Regions from separate parts of the Homo sapiens genome. Here region 1 is linked to region 2. A link is an interaction called in ENCODE POLR2A ChIA-PET data of the cell type or tissue named here. Cell type or tissue: OCI-LY7. All regions are shown on one strand. Links, peaks and the distances in the headings refer to the core of each region. The heading gives the core; the rest is flanking DNA. Region 1 has its middle 34 kb from the start of METTL9. Region 2 has its middle 30 kb from the start of CDR2-DT.

The links. ChIA-PET counts read pairs that join two places held together with the same protein. Peaks named below come from ENCODE experiments on the same cell type or tissue, not always from the same donor. Only the 100,000 strongest peaks of a DNase experiment are listed, where the experiment ranks them.
Region 1: POLR2A ChIA-PET joins it to region 2 with 13 read pairs; 2 of 35 experiments call an interaction of 5 or more read pairs at or near these places.

The regions. Positions count from the first base shown.
Region 1 is chr16:21,563,420-21,567,813 of GRCh38, reverse strand. No RefSeq gene overlaps it. Among named protein-coding and RNA genes, the nearest start is that of METTL9, 34 kb to the left of the region's middle. In OCI-LY7, for the core only: no CTCF peak of the experiment used is centred there; a DNase peak (open chromatin) is centred at 1,823.
Region 2 is chr16:22,402,354-22,406,747 of GRCh38, reverse strand. It overlaps the pseudogene SLC68A2P. Among named protein-coding and RNA genes, the nearest start is that of CDR2-DT, 30 kb to the right of the region's middle. In OCI-LY7, for the core only: no CTCF peak of the experiment used is centred there; no DNase peak of the experiment used is centred there.

The DNA.
Region 1 (4,394 bases), core at 256-4,255, 840 kb after region 2:
AACCTCCGGCCACCACTACCTCCTCCTCTAAAAGCCACAGCTGGAGCCAGGCATGGTGGCTTATGCCTGTAATCCCAACATTGTGGGAGCCCAAGGCAGGCAGATTGCTTGAGCCTAGGACTTCAAGACCAGCATGATCAACATGGTGAAACCCCATCTCTACAAAACATACAAAAATTAGCTGGGTGTAGTGGCGCTCAGCTGCAGTCCCAGCTACGCAGGGGGCTGAGGTGGGAGGATTGCTTGAACCTGGGAGGCAGAGGTTGCAGTGAGCCGAGATCATGCCACTACACTCCAGCCTGGGTGACAGAGCAAAACCAGAAGAAGAAGAAGATAAAAGATAAAAGCCATAGCTGGGAATGTCCTTGGTGCTCTGAACTGGATGACATTTGTTAGGCATGGCCATCCCACAGACTCACTGCTCCTCAAGATCACCCTTCAGTTATCCAAGAACTGATGGTTACCTACCCATGCTCTGCTCTTCTGCTGCTACTTTCTGGGCTCTGAGATGACCACAGAGGCCAGGGTCAAATGCTGGGCCACTCACCACATACTGATGATGCTGTCAAAATGTGGTTACCCTTCTGCTCCACCTCAATTATCTGTGGAAAACCTAATTTAAGGGGTATATGGTGTTTTGTCTGCCCGCATTTCTTCCTGTAAGAAACACGCTTTCCCCTCTTCCCTAGTAAACTGTCTCAGTCCTTACGAGTTGGTGGAGCTGGACTGCCTCACTTCCATCCCCAAGGTCAGGTACATGCCCAGATCTGGTCAGAGGACTTCATGTGTCAAGGTACAACTACTGCCTCAGCCATGAGCACTTGACTCATACAGTGCCCATTAGCGTCCACCTGGGGACTTTTTCTGTGCTACTGGAACAAAAGTGCATGTTTCCTCACCATCTTGGGCTGTTAGCCCTATGTGAACATGGAGGTATCTTGCTGCCATGCGATGAAAAGCTTATACACAACGCAGAGGGTAAGTCAGAGAAACTAGTTAATGACATAATTTGAGATCCAAATCTGCCTGACTTTTCAGCTACAGAAGCCAATAAATTCCCTTTTTTTTCTTTTTTTCTTTTTTTTTGAGACAGAGTCTCACTGTCGCCCAGGCTGGAGTACAGTGGCGTGATCTTGGCTCACTGCAACTTCCACCTCCCGGGTTCAAGTGATTCTTCTGCCTCAGCCTCCAGAGTAGCTGGGACTACAGGCGTGCACTACCATGCCTGGCTAATTTTTTGTATTTATAGTACAGGCAGGGTTTCACCGTGTTGCCCGGGCTGGTTTAGAACTTCTGACCTTAGGTGATCCACCCGCCTCGGCCTCCCAAAATGCTGGGATTATAGGCATGAGCCACTGTTCCCAGCCCGAATTCCTTTTTTATTTAAGCTAACCTGCATTGAATTTCTGTCACTTGTAGCCAAAGTGGTTTGAATAATGCACCTTTCCAATTGGCACTTGTGCCCAAATTACCATAAACTGGCTGTCTCTGACCACTCTAGGGAAAGGATTCAGTGATTTCTAATTGACCACTACCAGTGAAGACATGGGAGGTTTGAAATAGCTGAGCCCAGATTCTGAGAACGACAGGACAAGGTCATGATTGTACTTTTGAACTTGATGTTGGAGGTGTTCACAAGCATGACGCCTCTCCTGGACTTTGTTTACTGATAGGAACCACAAGATAGACGAGACAGCAGAATTAGGCCAACAATGGGTGCAAGGTGCCAAAAAGGTAATAGAAACCCAAGTTCCACTTTGAAGCAGCATAAATCAGACATTTCTCAAACATTAAAAACGGAAGTGGCCTGATCAAGACCTTTAAACGGAGTAAAAAGCCACGAAGCCAAGGCCTTGAGCAGCTAGTCAGAGAATTATTGCAATATGTGCTCAGAGACACAGGGTTTCATGAAAAGCCCAGTCTCTGCCTGGCTGCAGCACCTCTGTGCTTTTTGTCCCAGCATTTGCTTAGCAGCAGAACCTCATTATCCTTCAGTGTTCTGTAGTTATAACAGATTCCAGCTTCAGGGGGAAAAAAATGGATTCCAGCTGCCAGGGGTTCTCTCTGGGAGATTTTCTATCTCTGAGACGAAATTGTCTTTTTCTCCCTTTTTTCATGGTGAGAGGGGCATGGAGTACACCTCTGATAATCTGCAGAGGCAAAGCCTTGCATGAGCATGCTGACAACCCTGCAGAGAGAAAGCCTTAGGCTGGAAGTTCAAGGGCAGCCAGGAGAATGAACATTTCGATGAATAAAGCAATTTGATAACTACCATGTTGTGGTCTAAGACCCACCACTTACAGGCTTACATGGTGATTACTGAAGCTGCAACTATTTTAATGGCTTCATCTACTTTAAAGTACTGGTGATTTTTCTACTACTTCATTTAATTGCTTGATGTTTCTTGGAAGAGTTCTTCGGTCTTTCTGCTAAAATGTTATCCCAAGCTAGGAGAGATGCCATGATTTCAGAGAATTTCTTTTCCTCTATAATATTATATATTTTCCTCTGGGTTATCAATGAACCTACTGACTACTTTGAGTATTATGCCTTTAGGATGTCTTCACCTCTCATTTCCTTAACATTTTTAAATGAATCTCTGATAGAAAAATGAATCTGAAGCCTTGCTTATGCTTTGATTCATTCAACAAATATTTATTGCACACTTACTGTTTTAGATGCCTGGGATACAGAGTAAATAAATCAACAATGATCCTTGCCTTCAACAAAGCTTACATTCTGGTGGAGGCAAAGAGATAATACATAAATAAATTTAATATCATCTTTTGTAATAATAACCATTACACCTCTGCTTATGAAAAAAATTGCATTCAATTTTTGCTCACAATCTTCTTTTTTTTTTTTTTTTTTTTGAGACAGAGTCTCACTCTGCCACCTAGGCTGGAGTGCAGTGGCATAATCATACTTCACTGCAACCTCTGCCTCCTGGGCTCAAGTGACCCTCCTGCATCAGCCCCACAAGTAGCTGGGACTACAGATGCATGCCACAATGCCCAGCTAATTTTTCTATTTTTTGTAGAGATGGGATTTTGCCATGTTTCCCAGGCTGGTCTTGAACTCCTAGGCTCAAATGATCTGCCTACCTCGGCCTCCCAAAGTGCTGGGATTACAGGCACTGAGCCACTATGCTCAACTAATCTTCTGTTCCCTTCCTTCCTTCCTTTTCCTTCCTTCCTTCCTCTCTCTCTCTTCCTTCCTTCCTCTCTCTCTTCCTTCCTTCCCTTCCTTCCCTTCCCCTCTTCCTTTCTCTCTCTCTCTTTTCTTTCTTTTTTCTGACAGAGTCTTGCTCTGTCACTCAGGCTGGAGTGCAGTGGCACAATCTTGGCTCACTGCAACCTCCACCTCCTGGGTTCAAGTGATTCTCTTACCTCAGCCTCCTGAGTAGTTGGTATTACAGGCACACACCACCACAGCCAGCTACTTTTTTTTTTTTGTATTTTTAGTAGAGACGGGGTCTTGCTATGATGCCCAGGCTGGTCTCAAACTCCTAGACTCAAGTGATCTGCCTGCCTCAGCCTTCTAAGGTGCTGGGATTACAGGCATGAGCCACTGCACCCAGCCTAATCTTCTATTCTCAAAAGAAGAAAGTATCCACCCGCAGGTAACAGAATTCTAAAATATTACTGTCTGGACCCTTTTACTTCATTTTCCTAGCTTATACCTGCCAAATTATTGGTAAATTCAGCTCTGTGAGGTGAAGAGGGCCATATAAATGATCATACTCTCACCTTGAATCCTATCTTTAGGATCTTCTACATCACGAGACTAAAGCAAAGTCTGACTCCTTTCCACTCTTCTGCTATCAACATCAGCTCAAAAATACATAAAATTAATAAGGTTGCTTCCTGATGGCATCAGTGAAATAACTTTATGGTCATTCATATAAAAACAGACAACCCTGGCCCAGCGCAGTGGTCCATACCTGTAATCCCAACACTTTGGGAGGCTGAGGCAGGTGGATCACTTGAGGCCAAGAGTTTCAGACCAGCCTGGTAAACATGGCAAGACTGACCCTATCTCTATTTAAAAAAAGAGAAATACAGAGAATCCTTTCAAGATCACCAAGTCAGTATCAATGAGCACCTCTGCAGAAAAAACAGGAGCTCAGAATGGACAAGGCCAGAGAAACCTCAGTAAGGTGAATGTGTCCGTATAGTTTCTTTCGAATTCGTGAAAAGAAAACTTGAGTCCCTATAAACTGTTGCTACTTCAAGAATAGAGAGGGAATTTCTCCTTTCTGGGCTCAGCCTGACATGTCCCTTTTAAGAATAATGGTGTGAGATGCATCGAAGGCTTACTATTTGCCTGGCTCTATGTCTTAGCTTGGGCTGCCATAACAAAATATCATAGTACAGGTTGGGTAGCTATTTATA
Region 2 (4,394 bases), core at 237-4,236:
AACTTCCAGGCCCAAGCGATCCTCCCACCTCAGCCTCAGCTGGGACTGCTGGCATGCACCACCATGCCTGGCTAATTTTTGTATTTTTGGGCGGGATGGGGTCTCTCTACGTTTCCCAGGCTGGTCTCGATCTCCTGGACTCAAACGATCCTCCCACCCTGGCCTCCCAAAGTGTTGGGATTATAGGTGTGAGACACCATACCTAGCAGAACCTAACTCTTAGATGAAGAAACTAAGATCCAAAGGGAAGACACAGCTCACCTCTTACAGGCCTATGCAGTGAACGCTATTTGTGCCCTGTACTCTGTTATGGGCTCTTATTACTTCATCTAAATCCCATGACAATCCCATGAGTGAGATATTACCAGCTCTGTTTTAGAGATGGGAAAGCAGATTAACTCATCCACAGTCACACAGCTAGTAAATGGTAAAACTGGGATTCATGCCTAAGTTTTTTTGACCAAGTTTTATTAAGGACTACTTTAATGTATTCCTGATAAGAATCCTCCATATAACTTTTTTAAATAATCAGGTCACATAAAATAAATCAAGTGCATTGACTGAATAAACTGAAATCTTGTCACATATCAACTAATGATGGAAACCTTGCAACTCAGGAAGAGAAAAAAGAAAACAGGAAGGAGAAAAAAGAAGAAAGGGAGGGAAAAAAATAAAAGAGAGGCAAGGTCTGAGAATTAGAGGAAATTTAATTTGATGGTAAGAGCTTGGGTTTGATTGTCTGTTCTTCAGTCTGCTGGTTACATTAACCAGAACATTGGGAACATTAATTTCTGCAAGGTCTTAGTTTCTTGAAAATGGGGATAACTTTGATTGTCTGACAATACAATTGCTGTCTATCTCCCCAACTAGACTATAAGTACCACAAGGACAGAGGCTATGTCCGGTTTTGCTCACTGGTTTTTGTCTTCTCTGACATGATTAGTGAGACAGTTGGCTCAAGCAAAAAAATCATTTTTAAAAGAAGAGACAGTAACCATTCCATTTTAACTTAACTATACTCATTCATAAATCTTTTCTTTGGGTTTTTCGCTGAGTATATGTCCACTGATGAAAGTGCTGGGCCGGCTGGGCGCGGTGGCTCACGCCTGTAATCCCAGCACTTTGGGAGGCTGAGGCGGGTGGATCACGAGGTCAGGAGATCGAGAACATCCTGGCTAACATGGTGAAACCCCGTCTCTACTAAAAATACAAAAAATTAGCCGGGCATGGTGGCGGGCACCTGTAGTCCCAGCTACTTGGGAGGCTGAGGCAGGAGAATGGTGTGAACCCAGGAGGCGGAGCTTGCGGTGAGCAGAGATCGTGCCACTGCACTCCAGCCTGGGCCACAGAGCAAGACTCCATCTCAAAAAAAAAAAAAAAAAAGAAAAAAAAAAGAAAGTGCTGTGCCATCTTTCTTGTATAAACAGGATCCATATTACATGATAGACAGTTTCTACTGTCAATTATAAAGAGAACCTCAAGTCACTTATGAAGCAAACTCAGTACAAAATATCTTTAGACTTCTTTGACTTTCCCCTCAAAACATTTAGTTTCCACTGTATCAAACGTGATAGTAATTGTTTACAACTCAATTTTTTTCTCTTCTCCTTCTCCTTCTTCTTTTGTATGTTGCCTAGGCTGGTCTCAAACTTCTGGCCTTGAGCAATCCTCCTGTCTCAGCCTCTCAAAGTGCTGGGATTACAGGCGTGAGCCACAATGCTTGACCCTACAACTCAATATCGAGTCTTCCTAAAGCATTCAACTTAATTTTCATAAAAGTAACTTTCATTTCACGTATATATTTCCTGTTTATAAAATATAAGTACAATTAAATTTTGCAATTGCAGTAACAAGTACGTCTGACATTAAGAGATTTGAATTAAAAAACACTGACCCTTGGTAATGATACACTGAATCATGGGAGTAGAAAAGTACAGGTGTCCTCAAGAGTAGCCATTTGGTCACAAACCTACTGCGCACATGTGAATAAGTACATTTTAGAGCCATGGTCTCCAACCATTTTGGCACCAGGGACCAGTTTCATGGAAGACAATTTTTCCACGGACCAGGGGGGTTGGTTTTGAGATGATTCAAGTGCATTACATTTATTATGCACTTTATTTCTAATATTATTACAGACCGGTACTGGCCTGTAGCCTAGGGGTTGGAGACCCCTGTTTTAGAGAGAAGGAAGAGCATCAGATAACTTGGAGAGTTCATTACAAGACCCACTGTATTGAATCCTCAGCATTTACCACATTGCCTGACACAAAAGAATAAATCGATAAATATTTGTCAAGTCCATAATGTCTACCACTCAAGGCTGCTGCAAGACCTGAATGAGCAAACAGTCATACAAGCTCATTTGGACATTGGCATTTGGTAAATGTTAATGCCTTTCCCTTTCTCACTGTTCAAGACATTTTATTTATTTGTAACCTATCTAATTCAAAAGGAATTTGAAAGGTGAAAAATGTTTACTGAAGTTGTTGCTTGTTTATGTATTCATTCAACAGAAGGAGTTTTGAGCCAGTCAGTTTTCCAGGTACAAAGGAGACAAAAGTGAAGATAGCGCCCTGGACTGTAAGGAGCTCACCACCTTGCCTATCACCCCAAATATGAACTTAGCAACAAAACTCTGCAACAGGAAAGGAATTAGAGAAATCCAGGTAGCTGGCAAATCTTTCCTCAATTTAATTTGCATTAAAAATAAAAGAGGGGGCTGGGCGCCCTATTTTATTATTTGCATTAAAAATAAAAGTGGTTCACATCCATAATCCCAGCACTTTTGGGAGGCCAAGCAGAAGGATCGATTGAGACCAGGAGTTCAGGACTAGCTTTGGCAACATAGCGAGATCCTCATCTCTACAACATATATATATTTAAAAATTAGCTGGGCCTGGTAGTGTGCACCTATATAGTCCTAGCTACTCAGGAGACTGAGGCAGCAGGATCTCCTGAGCCCAGGAGTTTGAGGCTGAAATGAGCTATGATCACACCACCACACTTCAGCCTGAGCAACAGAGCAAGACCCTGTCTTGAAAACAAACAAACAAACAAAAGAGGTTTTGCAGCATAAATGTTTTGACAGAACTAATAAAGAATGTGCCTCTGTCTGGCCGGGCGCAGTAGCTCATGCCTGTAATCCCAGCACTTTGGGAGGCCAAGGTGGGTGGATCATCAGGTCAGGAGTTTGAGACCAGCCTGACCAACATGATGAAACCCCGTCTCTACTAAAAATACAAAAAAATTAGCCAGGCGTGGTAGCACGTGCCTGTAATCCCAGCTACTCAATCGCTTGAACCTGGGAGGCAGAGGTGGCAGTGAGCCAAGATTGCACCACTGTACTCCAGCCTGGGCGACAGAGCAAGACTCCATCTAAAAAAAAAAAAAAAAACAATGTGCCTCTGTCTTAAAATAATACATTTCTCTCTAATCTGCAAAATAGGACACGTATGAGAAAATATTTGCCAATCAAATACACTTTATAGCTGATCTAAAGTGCTTACAATCATACCAAAGAACAGAACCTCTCATCATCAGCTTAGGCTTTTTCAGCTAAGAAAGGATAAGATGGACCTTGATTTTTAATTTTAATTCTTGCAATGTCACAGAGTAAAGGTCATTTTACCTAATCGTCCCATGTAATAAAGCATATTGCCATATGTAGAACATACAGCTAACTGAGATTTCACTTTGCTTTCTGATATTTAACCCTGTTGTAATATTGGCTGTGTGAACCTGAGAAATGAAAAACTGTGATGTCGTTTTAGAAATGGGGAAAAGTTGCCCAGGGCAAACAAGCATGAATATATCTGATTATATTCTGTCCCCTGGTTCCTAGCAATGCCTCTTATGATTGTCTTTCAGATATGTGATTTGTAGTGGCAATATAACTGAGATATGGAGACTCTGATAGGTCCTGCCTACATGTGATATTTTTGTAGCTAACATTTGAAAAAGTATACTTACTGCTGATTAAACTTTAGTAAATCTGCATCAACCATGTCAGCTAGTGGCAGGGTAAACAAGGAAACCGAAGCTCACACGATAACCCTAGAAAAAATGTTAAAACACATATGAAAATTTTACAACTAGGAGGCACAGCTTTTGTTAAAAAAGAATAAAATGAAAGTTGACATTTGATTTGCAAGAAGATAAAAGGAAATGATATACTATAAAAGTAAAGCTATATTAGGCATACCCTTCTATCCTCCCAAATATTATATATCTATGAATATATAATTCTCTTTTAAAAGTGAAATAACTACTTTCACTTGGGAATTTTAAAAATGATTTTTATGCTTCTTCCTCATTCCAAATGACTAAACTCATTTAATCTGCTTAAATTATTAATAGATTCTAAAGGACAGGAAGTGCCAGGGAAATTAATC